2 separate regions of the Mus musculus genome follow, and region 1 is linked to region 2. The links are chromatin loops, found by intact Hi-C in ENCODE. Cell type or tissue: heart. All regions are shown on one strand. Each heading gives the region's core, and the rest is flanking DNA. Links, peaks and the distances in the headings are about the cores only.

Region 1 (8,790 bases), core at 336-8,335, 220 kb after region 2:
ATAGACAGAGCTGTTTGCTATGGGTTCACTACAGACAACCACAGCCAGAAGCCTCAGGAGCAGAGATCTTGAGCCCTAGGGCTGAGTGAGGCTAGGTAGGCAGTCAAGGGCATGTCCAGTGTAGCTCAAGGGGAGGCTGGAAGTCAGACACTGGGGCCTTGGAGAACAGGAAAAAGGCAAATACAAAAGACGCCATCTTTTGCATTTGTGTATAAGGACACTCCTCAAACACAATTCAACAACAACAATAACAACAAATCCAATTACCACACAATGGCTCTCACCTAGGAATTGTTTATTATGCGGGGACATTTGTTGATGTATAGGAACATCTTGGGTGATCAGAGCTGTGAAAATACCACTGACTCTAGTGGAGAGGACAGGGATGCAGTTGTAAAGTGTCCAGGATTGGCTGGCCCCAATATGGATGGTAGTGTAGTCAAGTCTGGTCTGTGAGAAAGCATTCCTGAAGAGTGCCTGAACTAGGCCCCAGATAATCAACCCAGATGACCAAACCACGGCTATCATTTCCAAAAGTGGGACCCTTCAGAGCCTGCCCAGCATCTCAAATTGAAGGCCAAGGCCTCAGCAGGCACCAGGCTTCTCTTCCACAAGTTGGGCCTGATTTCCCCTCAGCTTCACCTTTCCCTGGGTTTTGTCCAGACCCAAACCACCCACATGCTTTATGCACTCCATGACTCTTTGCTAGGAAGAAAGGATTCTGCTTCCTGCCTAAAATTCTCTCCTCTCATTTATGTCAGACAAATACCCTTCCTGTTGGGTCCAGCTGTGACATTTCCTCTTCCCTTGTAGCTGTCCTACATCCTCCACAAAGCAGCTCTGCTCTAGCCTCATCGAGGGTATGTCCTGGGTTTGTGTCTGTCTCTGCTGCCAATCTGGGCTTCCCCAGCATACAAGCTTCTCTTCCCAGTGCAGAGGAGACTTTAAACAGTGGGAGCCATTGGGTGATCACTGGTCTTTCTGTGGCCATGTGGTGAAGGGACACTCCTGGCCTTCAATGACAGAAGATCCTTGGGGAACTGAAGACAATGTAGAGGAGGAATGTGAAGTCAGCTGTATCACCAAAGAAGGCAAGATGGCTGGGGAGACTGAACAGTGGAGCAAGCACTTACCCTGAAAGTGTGAGGACCAGAGGGCAGCTCCCCAGAACCCTTGGGGAAAACGAGAGAAGGAGAGAGAGAGGCTGGCATCCCCAGGGCAATCTGGCTAACGAGACTAGCTAGAACCAGCAAACTCCAGGTTCAGCAAGGAGTCCTGTCTCAGTCAGTAACAGTGGCAACATTTAGGACCAAAATGACAAAGAACAGGCACTGTGCACCATTTCCTTGACACTTATCCATTAAAAGATTTTTACATTATAATTTTACAACTTCAGTTCTGACTGTTTAGGAGGCTTTATCACTTTCCTGATAAAGAAATAGGCTGCGTATCATCTCTTAAGACACAATCAGAAAAAAAAAGAGTTAAATCTCAACTAAATAAATGATAATAAAGGAGACATACATAAGGCACATGTACTCATTACACATGAATACACACACATATGCAAAGAAGGAAGGAAATGGAGATAGGAAAGAGTACTGAGTGACCAAGGGAGACTCAGAGAGTCATTCAATGTGCAAAACCAAAGGTGAGGAGGTCCCCAGCTCCAGAAGAGGCTCTGTAGGCTTCTGACACACCTCAGGCTGGCCATGAAGCATCGAAGAGGAGGATTTCTGCCAAGTGCTTAGCAGTGATTGGCATGAAGATGGAAAGGTCCGACCATTTGCACATGTAAGAACTCATGTTTTTCTCAAGTCACCTCGTCCAGAAAATGAAATGATAAGATGCCTTTCTACAGTACAGAGATACCTTTGCTCAAGGGGAAGAAGAGATTGTCTCCAGATTCCTAAGTCCTGTCCCTTCCTGCCTTCCCCTTTTGGCTGGACCATTCTGTGTCAGTGTAAAGAACACACGGCCTCAGAAGGCATTTTCCCTGATGCTGCTTATGAATAAATAAAAGCTGATAGAACCTTCCCACCGAGCTCGAGGATTTGCTTTCCACCCCGATCCACGATGATTTGTGACAGTCAGCCAGGACAATATCAAATGGCTTGTTTTTATATCGTTGGCTTTACTTCGACGAACACTCCTAGAAGTCAGGAAATAATGAGCCATTTTCCAATACATCCTGCATCCTTGTTTTGAGGGACATGGGTTGGGATGTAATTGACTAATAGTGAAGCACACGTATTGAAAGTGTATAGCTGGGTTAGAATTGGCTTGTTTACATTCACTGTAATCCCCCAAATTAAAGTGATGTTTTCTCCTGTATTTCCCTTATCTCCTCCTTTCTTCATGATCTTCACAGGCCACAGTCATCTACCTGTTTCCATTGCTATCGGCTAATTTTCTATTCCTTGACATTTACATAAATGTACTCACGAGGTATTCACCATCTTATTTGTCTTGTGCTACACAATATAACTACCCTGAAGTTCAAGTGTCTTATTGCATGTCTCAAGGTTCCATTTCTTTGTATAATCTAGTAGCTTTCCAGTGAACCTTTACATGACAAGTTGTTTATCCATTCTCTTGCTAGTAGATATTTTCAGTTTGGGATAGTTACCAATAAAGCTTCCATGGCCATTTAGAAAATAGTCTCTGTGTGTACACAGGTCCTTATCTTTGTAGAATAAATGTCTGTGTCATGTGATCAGTGTATATGTAACCTTTTAAAAGATTGTCACATTGTTTTCCAAAGTAAGGATACCATTGTACAGTTTCACCAGCAGACAATGAGAGTTCTACTTGCCCCACATCCTCACCAATACTAGGTACGATTAGTCTTTCTAAAGTTTGCTGTTTTCGTGGGTAGTGGCACAACACTCCAACTTAATTTCCATTGAGGATGCTGAACCTCTTTTCATGTGCGTACTTGCCATCCATGCATCCTTACTGGTGAAATGTCTACTCGAAGACAGACATCTAGAATTTCTCTTTTCTTCTAGATGTCAGACACAGTTAAGATAATAATTGTGAACCTGGTCTTTGGAACCCATCAGATCTGGTTTTATTTCCTGGCTTGAGTACCTGTGCAATTTAGGAAGTGTCTTACCTCCCTATACTTTACTCTCTTCTGTATAAAATAAAGAGACTACAGCTAATAAACGTGAAAATCAAATAATGTCTGTGAAAGACTCAACTTAAGGCCCTATATATAACTATTAATAAATAGTATTCAAATTAGCATAACATTTTCCACTGATCTAATCTGAATTATCACCAAAAAAGACCTTTAGTATATCTCAGAAAACAACCCCCATGTGGTACATAATAAGTGGGATTTAGTACAAGTTGTATTAGAGCCAAAGGAGCCCTTGGAGATACTGAATACAAACCATGCTTGGCTCAGGCCCTCCAGAAAGCAAAGCCCAAGGCAAGAACTCCAATTCAGGGATGTCATTGGGATGGTAAAAACACAGTGATTTGGGCAAGGGAAAACACGGAGAAACGAGACAGTTAGCATGCAAAGTACCACTACCCCTAAAAGATGCCAAAGAGACATGGTTGGTCTCATGGGCAGCTTAACGCAGGGAGACTGAAGTCTTGTCATAGGCCAGTGTCTTGGCTCCTTTTTCTGCTCCAGATAACAAAGCACTCAGACAAAAGCAACATAAGAAAGCAAGAGTTTGTTTCAGGTGACAATTGCAGTGCGAAGTCTCATCATGGAGAGGATGGTGAGGCAGCAGGAGCTTGAAGCAGCTGATTGTTTTAACTGCAGTCAGGAGGGAGCATGGATGAGTCCACACCAGTACTCAGCTTCTCTCTCTTTCCAAGGCCCAGCTCAGGAAATGTCACTAGCCGTATTCAGAGTAGGTCTTTCTAACTCAGTTAACCCAGTTGAGAAAACCCCTCACAAGCAGTCTTGGAGCCCCAGTACTCTGGTGATTCTCAATTGTGTCAAGTTAACAATAACATTATGTTAACAATAACACAATGGCCATAAGCATATTCCTGAGTCAAGGTTTTGAGGGTGTGGGGTTTGGGGGGAGTACATCCCAGACAGCACGAATATGTGAAGGTGGGATGGGGATAAGGAAGGAAAAGACAGAATGCTAATCCACAGTGTGGAGAGGAGCAGGTTTCTCTGATGGATGCCAGGGTCTCGGTCCTACTAAAGATCTTTGGGAGACAATAGAGTTTCCTCACTATCCCCCAAGGAAAGAAAAGGGGACCCAATTGCTAGCAGGAAAGAACCTTGGTTTGTCTTGAAATGGCCAGTGCCACATCTTCCCCATAATGAGGGTGGTGATGTCAGTCAGCAAACTTTTCTTTAAAAGGTCAGAGCATGGCTGCTCCAGGTCTTCAGCCTAATTGGTTTCTATTGCAACTGACCAACCCTGAGGCTGCAATTCGACAGAAGCAATGCCCAGACAAATAGGTATGGCTGTGCCATACCACATCTTATTTTCAAAACCAGGCAGGCTGACTGCAGGTCGTAGTCTTCAGATCCATGGGATACTGGTACAATACATCCCATTTAGCAGATGGAGAAACTGAGACCAAATAGAGAAAGAGAGCTAGTTGTGTAAGCAGGCTGAAACACATCTGATATTCTGACCAGTATTCCACTGTACTCAGCAATGTCCATCTTGCAAGTTCTGTGTGGAGGGAACTGGCAGCCAGAATCCTTTTGGGAATTATCCACGTAACCTCTAATTCTTCAACGCATCAGTTTGTTTCCTCTTGGTGGCTAGAGAGGCCCCAGGGATTGAAGCCTTCCAGTCTCCAAGAATGCCACAGAGTAACTTCCTGTCCCACGTCACTGAACGAGGCAGCTTTGGAAGCCTCCCTCGGGGCCAGGCCCTTTGCCATCAGCCTCAGCCTCAGCAGCCTTGGCAGAGCATCTCCCAGGCCTGGCCACAAAGCACAGAGTGAAAAAGCAGTTAGAGCTTTGGATCCTGTAAAAATTCTAAAAATATCCAGGAATGTGTGCACATATGTGGCCCTTCTGTGATCAAAACATCTGGAGAGAAGATCAAATCCTGCTTTAATCAGCTGAAACTTATGCAAAAACTGTGGGCAGGAGCGGAAGTTCAGTCATTCACTTTACTTGAGGGGAGAGAAAGGACATCACAAAATTTGTGCTTGTTGCTGTTCTTCTGTCCAAGACAAAAAATAGGAGAATCCTTCCCTGGGGTGAGACCTGGACCTCTACTTCCATGGGATCCTCGGGACCGTTTCTCCTAAGGGAGAGCATGGGTGGAAAGTTCAGGGCTACAAGCTTGAGTTCCTGATTTGATGTTTTTATTTTTAAATAGAAGGATGATTATAATGCTAAGCCCTTTAGTAAAAACATTAGGCATAGGCATCAAGTGGCCAAGTGACACCTTCAAATGTGAGATTTGAACAAGGTCTATTGTAACCAGGCATTTACCAGATAGAGAGCCTGAGACCTGAGGAGATCTTGCCTGATGGTGGTGGGGGTAGGGAGGTGGAGTAGGAAGAGGCAAGGCTGATGCCGTGGTCATCTGAACTCTCAGCCCACTGATGCACTGGGGAGAAGAGATGCAGTCGGATTTCCATTCTGGTTCTGCTTGCCTCAGTCAGAGGACCACTCCTGCTGAAGACAACTAGCTGTGCCTGGAGAAGCCAGGCTCTGAACCTGAGCAGCCACTTGCTATGAAGGATGGACAGAGGCGGATGGATATGTACCATCTCCATAACTAATTACAGCCCAGACTAGAATAGAGTGTTCTGATTATTTGAGCTAACTGATGGTTGAGCTCATTGGGACCCAGGCTTTCATCCTTGACTGGTAGCAAGTAACTAGTCCCTTTCCTGAGGCAAGGCCCTAACTAGAGGGCAAGGTACAGGCCACTGCATAAAGCTTAGGCTGAGTAGCTATGCCACTTACCTACTCTGTTTTGATCTGAGCCACTCATGGTTCCCATTAGCTTCTGAAGAGTGAGTAGAAGTTGTGCTCCTCACTGTTCCAACAGACAGGAAGACCCAGAGAAGGACCCCAAAAGAGAAGATGCAGAAGGAAAAGGCTCTTGGCTTAGCTTACTACTTGGATATCAGAATTTCTCAGCCTGGCCTTTATGGTGGTCTGTAATCCAAGAATGGTCTTGATTTATTCCCACAACAGTTGTCACCAAGTAGGCTCTCTAGAGGCTTCTATTTCTCTCCAGTAATTCCAAAGACTTGTGTCCAGGGCCATTGGAGCATAACTCTCACCCATAAGAGAGAAAGCCATTCATCTCAGAACAACTCAAGCACTGTCATGGCAATCCCTCCCCTGGGTCCCACATGTGTCCATTGAGATGGGAGCTCCATGCTTCCAAGGTCCTTATGAGTACCCTTTACTGAAGCCTCCCACTCTGTTCTTAGCTAAAAAGCCATGCTCTTTCCTACCAGTCATGTGGCTAACAAGCCCCAGACTTCATACAGGACATCCAAGGACAACAAGCCATGACTGCAGTCAAGCATCCCAGACTTGCCACCACCCTCTCAAGCTGTCATTCTGCAGCCCTTCCCACTCTGATCACTCCACAGAAATATTAAATAAACATGCTCTCTTTGCCACAAAGGAAAAACCCAAATGATATAGAGACCTCCCTCAACTTTTATGTCTTACTGCTCTGATTGATCTCAGTCCTAGACACTTAGAGGACCATGCTGAAGAAACGAGTCTCTTGTTCTAGAGCTGCAAACAGACTGGGCCACCGTCTCCTGCAGCACCACATCCTCAGGTGAACATGCCCAATCTTACAAAGTGAGGAGTCAGTCAGACAAGTGACCATATCAGGACTCAGCTGCCATATCTTGAAAACAAGATAATCTCAAAGTTATACGCCCAGACACACATACCAGCTTCCAGGAGCTAAAGTCCTGGGATTAAGTAATGTTCAAGGACTCCTCTGACAAGCCAGCTTGGCAGACTTGGGATGTCTTATCTTATATGCTGGCTGGTTTGGTTACATGTTTTAAGTATTTATTAAGAAGGATCTCAAAGATCCCCATTTGGGAAATGGGGAAAATAGAGACAGAGAATTTTGATGTGTTTCTGGATAGATATGGTCCAAGACAAGAGATGCAAAGTCATACCGACCCCCGGATATGCTTGATTTTAAGTTCCATACCTGAGAAGCTGCTAAGAAGAAGGTCTCAGAGATACAGCCTCACAGCCACAGTTACTCAGCAAAGTGTTATTTTAGGGGTATTTGGGGCTGCTTATTTCATTTTGACTTGTTCACTGTATAAATCTTCTGGTGAGATTGTTTATACAGAGCAGCTGAACATATTTCCAGGATGAAGCTCCAACAGGTCCAACAGGTATGAAGAAACAAGTTGAGCTGGCAATTTGTTGGCCCCATATCTAGACACAAGGGAAGAGTCAAGAATTAAAGGAAAAGTCCCGTGAAGAATCAGGCAAGATTTTCCTACTCAATGATTGCAGCTACAGCACGTACGTTGGAAAAGACCAAACTTTGGGAGCCTGTTGGCTGCAGACCATCTTCTGGGGAGGTAGATCACCTTCTTTGTGCCTTCTAGAATACTCTACCCACAAAATGCACTCTTCTGACCTGGGTGATGGGGTGCTGCCCTACTGCAATGCTAAGATAACAGTGGCAAAAGAATTGCACACACTCACATGCCTGGCCTAATGGCCTAATACAGATGCCCAAGGCATCCTTCCTGTGGAGAAAGAGTCTAGGTTTGACAAGAATGAGAGCCATCCCTGACCTGGTTCCAGTTCAAGAGTGGAGCTCATCTCCATATATTCCAGGCACTTCCCATCTCTGTACCACAGGAAAAGCTTTCTACAGGAGAGATGAAAAATATTAAAATCTCATTTTCACACAGTAGGCCCTCGCAGGTCCCTCTGCTGCTCTAGACTAATTCTATCTATAACCCTAGTAGTTTAGGAAGAGTCTGAAGCCATGCTGGCTTATTAGACTCTCCCCTCACATACACACTGCTAATTTTAGGGGGTGGAAAGGCTTACCTTACCACTAGTTTAGGAAACACTTGTTTGCATTTTGAGCTACTTCCCTTGAAAATATCCTTCCTTCATTGTGTTCCTGAGAACAGCAACACCCTTCAGTGACCTGGAATGGCTTCTACTCGAGGCCTCTGCTTATGCAGGGGCTCACAGTGAGGCCTTTCTCTTAGGATGTAGTCTAAGTTAGCTCAACGGGTGGGAGAGCTCTCTCTGGAGTAAGAGCTATGTTGCCTGCAGGTGCCCTTATCTATCTATGCTTTGTTACTTTTCTCCTTGCTGTGACCTGACCTGAAGCAGCTTAAGGAAGGAATGGTCTCAGTTGGCTCATAGCTCTTGGGAATACGGTCTATCATGGCAGGGAGCATGTGGCTCAAGAGCTTGGTTCTTCGGGTCACATTGTTTCTGTGGATAGGAACCAGGGAGAGATGAACATGGGCACTTAGTTTGCCTTCACTGTGTTCAGTCTAGGACCCCAGGCACCCAATCCCTTCTTCACTCAGTTTCCTGGAATATCCTCAGAGACACTCCCAAAGATGTGTCATTCAAGATCAGCCATTACACATACCCATTTGTGGAGCTAGCTGGACGGATGCCTGACAGAGTGAGAAGCTGATCAAGGACTTGTGGACTTAAGAGCTTAGCAAACGGGGAAAAGGACAATGGTTAAGAACATGGGTTGCTCATCAAGAGGATGCAGGTTCAATTCCCAGAAACCACATATTATCTGTAACTCCAGTCCCAGGAGATCTGACACCTTCTTTGGGCACATGCAAGGTACA
Region 2 (8,790 bases), core at 551-8,550:
CATGCTCCAGCATTATCTTGGATGCAAATCTTCCCACACTAGAGGACCCATCACCACTTGCTCCCTCTCCAAGACCTGCAGCAACTACACACTGGCCTTCGAGGCAACTGCCAGACAGAGTTGGAGGAGGAACTAGGGAGCCAAGCTGAGTCTATTAGTACTAGGGAGGAGACAGCACTAAAGAATCTACAGACTGCCTCCACCCAACATTTCTAAACCCACCCAGTGGCTCATTTCAAATATCTGGATCCATTGTATCAGAGATGGATAAGGAGGAAGATAAGGGGAAGGCTCCAAAAGATGGAGTAACAAAGGAAAAGAGAAAAACAAAAACAAAAACAAAACAAAACCAAAAAACAAAACAAAATGAAACAAAAAAAACCAAACAAACAAACAAACAAACAAAAAAAAACAATCAACCAATCAACCAACCAACCAAACAAAAAACCAGCAAAGATAAGAGCCATCCTGATTGTGTTCAACTCTCCCTGAGAAAGCCCTACTCAAGAGTAAAGAAACCTGAGCCCCAAGATGTGCTCCCCATTAATTTCCCACATCTTCCTTTCCTTATGTATGCTCTCTACTTCATGACATGACATAGGAGGTGAGCTAGAAGAACTGGGTGGTTCTAGGAGCAGCTGTTATCATGGACCATTTTGGTCTTTGTGTGTTGACTATTTTTGAATAAAACATCTGGGTACATAAGATTACAGGAGTACAATGTTGGAAATTGCTACAGGCAACATGTTTTGGGGGAATTATTGGAGAATTAACAAACTTGAATATAAAAGTGACACAAGACTGCAAAGCACATATAGAACAAAGAACATGTTGCCTCTCAGAGGGTTTAGGATGTAAGGCAAGGGACATATGCCTTTCAGAGTTAGTGTAATGCAGGCCAGACAATGATGCATGTAGTAATAGGGCAAGTTCAAAAGGATCCAGAGGGATTTCAGGAAGGGGAATTCCAGATGTGTTTTACAGATCAGTAGAAAGCGGTCTCATAGCAAAGAAGGGAAATAAGGTGGGAGTGGGGAGCAAGAAAAGGAAGGAGTGAGAGAAAGAAGGAAAGGAAAAAGAAAGGAAGGAGGGAGGGAGGAAAACTGGAAGAAAGGGCATTCAGTAAGAGGGAACAGTCTTCACTGAGTTCTTGGAGATCAAAGGTGAATGACTTGGTGTGTCTGAATACAGGGGATTCTGGGGGATGCGTCCTGATGTGGGAAGCCACATGTGCCATTACAAGATGGCATTGGCTACCACTGGCCCATGATTATGGGTAAACAACCAATGTGCGCATGTGCAGAAGAGTTTTTTTGCTGAGTCACTGCCTGGCCCGACACATATTAATGAGGTACTGGTAGCATAACCAATCAGGTATGGACACATCACTCCTAGGCCTATATAAGCAGCACCATTTCTGGGCTCAGGGTCTTTCGCCTATGCAGTCAATGCTCTCCCAATAAACGTGTGCAGAAGGATCCTATTGTGGCGTCGTTCTTGCTGGCGAGTCGGGAACTCACATCCTGAGAGAGATTGGTTGATGTCTTAATCATCTATAGTACATTTTATTGTCATTAACCAAATATGGCTCAAATCTGATTAAACCTTAGAGGAATATATTGAGTGTGAGGACAGAAAAGTCCAGAAATTGTTCAGATGTCATTACTGACTTATTTCTTTTTTTCTACATCTATTCTTGAAGTCCATCTTCTGTCTTTCTCATCTGCCTTGTGCAGTGCTGACCTGATTCTGTGATGGTGCCTCAGCCAAAAGATGGCTGACTCTCCTGTTAGGGCTCTGATCTTCTCCGAGGACAAGGCTTCGGTCAAGAAGTAGAGAGAGAAGAGCTTCTGGAAGCTGCACTGCGGGACTAAGGTGGTCCATTTGCAGGAATTGTCTTCATGTCACCGAGTGACTTATACCGCATGCTTATTTCAGAAACTGTAACTGGCTCTGTTTGCTGCCTTAGGTCGAATCACAAAGAACTATCCTCAGGTCAAAGTCAGGATCACCTTCCTCTAAAACCAGTGGGCTTCTAACAAGCAAGCTAGTGACTGAAGGAGGAGAAATACATTGGGAGATGAGGTAGCTATATAATCCATAGACGCAATTGAATGGAGATTCTACATGTAGCCAAGGATCTGCACATGTGAGGAGGAAGTTATTAAGAAGAGATGTCAGCTTGTAGTGGATCAGATGGAGATAGTGATGGAGACATTCTCTTCCCAGGAACAACCACATTAGAGTTTCTATGTCCAGTTCTGCTGCCATTGTCTCATGGAGTGGCTGTCAGTTTCTCCTGGCAGAGTTGCTCTGTTAATTGTCATCTACAGCAAACAAGCCTCTCTGTGTGGGGTTAGAGATACCTTCATCTGTGGCTGTAATCAATAGGTTGTTAGAGGATGTCCACTTAGAGAAATAATAGTAGTAGCTTCACTCATAGAGACTATGATCTGTCTACTCATTGGCTCTTGGCCCAGTAGTGGTGTGTTACATATGGATTTCATCTTATAGAATGGGCCTTAAATCCAATATATATGCTCCCATGACATTTGTGCCACTAGAGCAGTGGATGTTCCTTGTCAAGTTGGTTGTTATTGTAGATCATAAAGTTCACAGATGAACAAGATTGCTTATTACTTTTCTCCTCCAGGAACATGAATAGCATTTCCAGTGTTACAAAAGCCAGCCGGTGGGGATGAAGTTTCCAAGTTACTACCAGCTTGATTTCTCAGTGTCCTATGACTCAAGTGTGCGGTGTCATCAGCAATATAATCTTATTGCCAAGTTCTGTTGGGTAACTGACAACAAAAGCAGCCTTACTATTTAGGGATCTTTGGGACCCCTCTAGATGACAACTCCATAAGAAGTAAGCCACTCCTGGCTTTTGTTAGCCTCTGGTGTCTAACAGGGGCCAAGCTATCACAGAATAGGATAACTCCATTTTGATTCTTCTTATGGGTGTGTGTAGACACATTTAAGGAAGCACCCAGATTTGTATATGGGTTCTGGGGCTACAAATTCTGCTCCTCATTCTTGTGTGGCAAACACTTTACCTACAGAATCATTTCCCTAGCTCTTCTCACTACATCAGCCTCCTGGACTTCTTCATGCTCTTCTAACACCTAAGCCTGTTTTACTTGCCAAGTGTTCTCTTTCAATTGACTGGAAAGCTCTTATCCTAGTCAATTTTTCTTTCTTGTCCCCATGGTGACTTATCACCTATATAGATCACCACACCCAAGCCACTTTCTGCCTTTCATCACTCTTAAACCTGTTTCGATTCATGTTTGTTAGGATTGCTTGCATGTGAGAAACACTAACTGTTGGCTTATTCTAACATCTGCATCCAAGCCAAGACAGGTGCTTCCTGCCTTGATCTCCAGGCATTCGCCATCCACAGGCAAGAGCCTGGCATCTCACACCAACTGAATCTGTCTGCATGGAGTACATGAATGTATATTTTAGAAACTTTGCTTTGGTGGCCATTTGGAAAACAGAGTTGAAGGGAAGGAATCTGTGATTTGGAAAGTTCTCCCTGGCTTAAGATGCTGTATGGATGGGGCATATGATTTGCTTCCTCTTAGACACTAAAGCTTGGAGGACATTTGGCAGAATTCAGGAGAAGTGCAGCCGAGCAGTGACTCAGAAGAGCCCTCATGGACTCCAATAGGTGGGCTTCCTTGCCTGCATGGTTGCATTCAAGCTGTGTAGTAAAAAGATGGCCCAGATTGATTTCTGTATTGGAGCTGCTGACCACATGAGCATGTGAAAGCAGAATTAGATACTTTTCCTGTGGCAGCTCCTGTCCCCAAAATCAGGGACAAGTGCTGGGGGGCGGGGGCATAGAGTCCTTTTCTAAGAGCGCCATCTGGCAGGGGAGAAGGGAGAGGTGAGCTGCAGGCAGTGAGTGCTCTGCTCGCTAGTCAGAGGACCTCTCAGCCAGCAGAGGGTGGATAAAGTAGAGACCATTCTTTTCTCTCCATGTCCTCATTGTCATACAAAGAAGCACACAGATCTAAGAGGTTAGCCCAGCAATTCTTTCTCTCTTTACCCCAGAGTCTGAGCTCTCTTCCATCTTTTTCTAAGCACAGTGGGAATAAGAAAGATCCTTAGAAAAGCTGATAAAAAGAAAAACAGAACAGGTCTCTCCCAAACCTGTTAATTACCGTTCTTAATCCTTCGTGTTTCAGAATTTATAGTCAGTGAAAATATTTTTTTCCATGGCAAATTAAAAAAAGTACAGTTTAATGCCAATTACCTTCTATCCCTCCTCCCTTCCTGTACTCCCCCACACCCCCCAGTTTTCTTTTCACTGCATGGGATGAATTTAATTCCTAGAGCTTTTTTTTTTTTTTTTCATTGTGTTTACTGAGAAATGGTAAACCTTATAACTGGGAGAACTGGGTGAACTGAAAGAAAAGGTGAGACAGACTGGAGGAGCTGGCAGGGTCCCCTTGCATCAGTGTGTGTGTGTGTGTGTGTGTGTGTGTGTGTGTGTGCCTTGCACGCGCATGTGCACTATATGGACCATCCCCTTTAAAAGGCATAGACTGTTCTACTTGGCAGCTCGGCGCAGTTGAAGAGTGTGTAAGCAGAAGTCAGGAAATCTGGACTGCAGACCTCCCTGGGTGACCTTAGGCAAGCTGTTCATGTTTTCTGAGTCTAACATTTCCTGTCATAACGTGAGAGAAATAACTTGTTCTTCTCTACATGTGATTCTGTTCCGAGAATTAAATGTATATATGAGAATGCCTTGAAAAATGAAGGTCTCTGCATTTGTAAGTCACAACTTTCTAGTTTGTCAAGTCGAAGTCTTAATCTAGAGTGGATCAATCTATTCACAGTGAGTGTTCATTCATTAGACGGGATGATTGATAATGACTGGGGATTCTGGATTCAAACCAGAAGACAGAAATAAATCCACTCCGATGATGTGTTAAACTATCTCCAGCTTAGAATGACTCAAACTGCACATTTTAGTACAGAACTTGACTATTAGGGCTAACATTGTAGCCACCGAGGTTTACACAACTTGGGGTTTTGAGGGACAGGAAGTATTATAAGGACATGTGGCTCAAGTCAAGTATGAGGTGAATCCTTACAATTAATGCTATCATTTTATTTTTCTATTTGCCATGTCCTGGACTAGGCTTGGGGACTGCACAGTACAATTGTGGCTTCTGTACTCTGGAACTCTGAAACTCACAAAGGAGACAGACTTGTGAGCTATAGGAAAATAGAGCGAATGGGCGTGGCCAGACACTGACTCGGGCCAACCTGTCTGATTTAAGTTTCATCAACTCTTTTATAGCCCAGGTGAATCTGACAAGTGGCTTAGCTTTAAAAACTCCATCTCTTTACATTTATTTACTTATTTTGTGTCTATGTGTTCATGTGTGTTGTGTGCGTGTGGGGTACATGTATGTGTGAGATTGGGTGTCAACATTGGGTGTCTTCTTTGAATGGTCTTCACCTTACTTACTTGTTTGTTTGTTTGTTTGTTTGTTTGATAAAAGGTCTTTCACTAAACCAAGAGCTAATCAATTAGCCTTGACTGACTGGTCAGCAGTCTTCAGGGATCCTCCTGTCTTACCACCTCAGCAGGGAGTCACAGGCCTGTGTGACCACATGTGGCCTTTTGTGTTTGTTTGTTTTGTTTTTTGTTTTGGCATGGCTGCTGGGCATCAAACTCAGGTCTTCATGGGTACATAGCAAGCACTTTAATGACTGATCCATCCCCCACCTCTCTGATATCTTTAAAATCGAAGAATAACAAACTATTCTTCTAAGGGATTTCTGAATGAGTTAACTTAGATAATTACTTATATATTTATCAAATATTAATTGGAGATTATGGTTGGCAGAATAAGGATATCACAGAGATGTCCATGTCTTATTCCCTAGGACATATGCTCTTCGTAGGTGATGTAGCAAAGGAAAACTGAAGCTCAAGATGGACTTAAAGTGGCTAGAAGATCAGCTGGCTCTGTAGGCGACTACCCTGCATTGTATGGGTGGGCCCAGTAAAGTTCGGAAACTTTTTTTTTTTTTTTGGTTTATTCGAGACAGGGTTTCTCTGTATAGCCCTGGCTGTCCTGGAGCTCACTTTGTAGACTAGGCTGGCCTCGAACTCAGAAATCTGCCTGCCTCTGCCTCCCGAGTGCTGGGATTAAAGGCGTGCACCACCACGCCCAGCTTACAGTTCGGAAACTTTTAAAGGTAGGGAATGAGGCCAAGAGATTTCTCAGAGTCAGAGAGAAGGGTGAAAATGCTGTGTAACAGAGTTTAAAAAATTTTTTTTTAATATTTACTTTTTTAAAATTCTGTGTTCATTGACATTTTGCATGTATGCCTGTATGAGGGTTTCAGAAGCCTTCTAGCTGGAGTTACAGACAGGTGTGAGCTGCCATGTTGGTACTGGGAATTGAACCCTGGTCCTCTGGAAGAGCAGCAAGTGTTTTTCACTGCTGAGCCATCTCTCATCTCTCCAGTCCAGTAACAGATTTGAAGATGGTAAAATGAGGCCATGAGCCAAAGATGACTGCACCTGGATTGGGTAACGTAATGTTTTCCTGAGAGCACCTAAGCAAAGGGACCTACTGTTCCCCGACTTTAGTTGTATGAGGCTCATCTTGAACTTCTGACATCCATGGCATATGATGACAAATTCGTGTTGTGTTGTTTAAACCACTAGGATTCCAATGTCTTCTTAGAGCAGCAATAAGAAGTAAATAAAATTGTCTACTAAGTGCCTCAGACTATGTTCTGAGTGCCAGAGGTACGGAGCTTCTGATGACAAAGGGGTTAGGGAGGTGAGGAGAGGAGGGGAGAGGAGAGGGGAGAGAGAGAGAGAGAGAGAGAGAGAGAGAGAGAGAGAGAGAGCGAGTGAGCATCTCACTTTTTGTATTATAGAATCTAGAACCATAAATAAGAACATGAGTAATCACGTGTCAGAGCTGTAAATGTTCTGAAGGGAAAAGGCAAGAAGACAAAGTAAGGCGCTAGAATAAAGAGATTGCTATTTTTCGAGGTAGTGTTAAGGACTGCCTTGTAATGAGATGACACTTGGACAGAAACTTGAGTGAAATGAAGACTTGCCTCCTGTGGATATCTGGGATGAAGAGCAACCTCACATGAGGCAGTATCTTTCCAAGGGCTATTCCCAAGGAGGGCTGTGACTTTGAGCCTTTAGCATCCCCAACTCCCAGCAGTTAGGGAAATGACTAACTGGATCCTAAGGGAGACTCTGCTTAGCACATTAGAGCAGCCACCACAGGAGGCTATTATAAAATCCTGCCCAAGAGCCAATGGCAATCTCTTCGTGGTCACTAGAAGGATAGATGGCAAAAAAAAATGAGCAGAGTGGGCTATTCACTTTAAGGAGAGCTCACGGGATGATTTTTTTCAAATGGATTTGATAGAATTGCTGGTATGGAGAGAGAAGATTCAAGGTCAACTCCATGCAACCTTGTCATTTACTGACCTAGGGGACATTTATGGACGATGGGCAAGTTTGAGGGGGAGACACTGAATTTTGTTTGATTTTGATATTGATGGAATTTGAAGTGCTTCAGTGTCTCCCAATGGGGAGATGTTGAGGTTAGAGGAGAAGTCAGAGCTGGGGAGGCAACTTCACCATGGCCAAAGCTGTGGGGGTAACTCACTTTAGGGAGTGAATGCTGGGCAAGCAGAGAGCCAAGAATGAGTCCCAGGGTATTTTTTCGAATGGATCAGATTAAAGGCTGTTAGCCACGAGAGCTCCCCCAAGGGCAGAGCGGCTCAGACAAGGGAGCAATACTTCTGCTTTCGTGGGACACTTGCTGGCTTTATCCAACCCCACATCCATCCACGTTCCTCTCAGGCCTCATTTCTCAGCTATTGACGAAGGGCTTCTTTCATTTTGAGTGCTCTCTATGATTCAGAAATAAGCACCATTAGTCATTTGTTCTTAGTTTTATTTTTCACTGTGCTAAAGAAGACGTAACAAGACGATCATTTAGTCGTTTTAAGTATATGCTTCGATAACTTTACGCACTCTCCCCTTGCCATACTCCCGTTACCATCGTTCATCACCAAAACATTGCCATTATCTGTACTCCAACGCTGAACACATCCAAAAGCAAGCCTCCTTTTTCTCCTCTTCCCAGCCTGTGGTCATGACAATTCTTTGCGTCTCCCACCACCATGACAACTCTTGGATATCACATATCAGTGACATCTCAGTCTATGTGCCCTTTTAGATCCTATTCACTTCATGGAACTAGTTAGCTAGCATCTTCAGTTATTCCAGGTGGCAACACGTGTCAGCCTCTCACCCCTTCCTAAGGCTGAATGAGATTAATCATGAAACTACCTGTGCCCAAATTCTGTCCTGTGAGCTGAAGTAACCTTGGGTGTGTCCTCTGAGTCTCATTTCCTTGTCCTTACATAGTGAAGAGAGTACTCAGTCCACAGACATGTTGGATGGACCACTTCATGTGATGGATGTGAAACTGCTTTTAGAAGACTAGGATGCAAGGGCTATTTTTAGCTAGAAGAGGCCAGTAGGTTGGCTGCCAGGCGTGGATTCCTTTCTCTTGGCCACCCTAATGACATCTTTCCAAGCAATTCCTCAGTCCAGCTGCAGGCTTGATCCAAGCCACTTATCACGGCAGTCAAACAAATGGACTTGGTTGTTTTCCTGTCAGCATCTCTGTGCGTCACATTAGCACAGCCCAAGAAGTGTCTGGATCTGACCCATAACCTTTAGGCTCTGGGGCCTCCTTTTACATGCTAGGGGAAATACAG

What was found. Hi-C counts contacts between places; a loop is a spot of excess contacts. Peaks named below come from ENCODE experiments on the same cell type or tissue, not always from the same donor. Only the 100,000 strongest peaks of a DNase experiment are listed, where the experiment ranks them.
Region 1: a loop joins it to region 2, with 2.2 times the contacts of the local background. A loop is called at or near these places in 3 of 42 quality-filtered maps.

The regions. Positions count from the first base shown.
Region 1 is chr4:47,583,493-47,592,282 of GRCm38, reverse strand. No RefSeq gene overlaps it. Among named protein-coding and RNA genes, the nearest start is that of Gm32487, 15 kb to the left of the region's middle. In heart, for the core only: no CTCF peak of the experiment used is centred there; a DNase peak (open chromatin) is centred at 4,822.
Region 2 is chr4:47,803,148-47,811,937 of GRCm38, reverse strand. No RefSeq gene overlaps it. Among named protein-coding and RNA genes, the nearest start is that of Gm46853, 150 kb to the left of the region's middle. In heart, for the core only: a CTCF peak has its summit at 3,883; no DNase peak of the experiment used is centred there.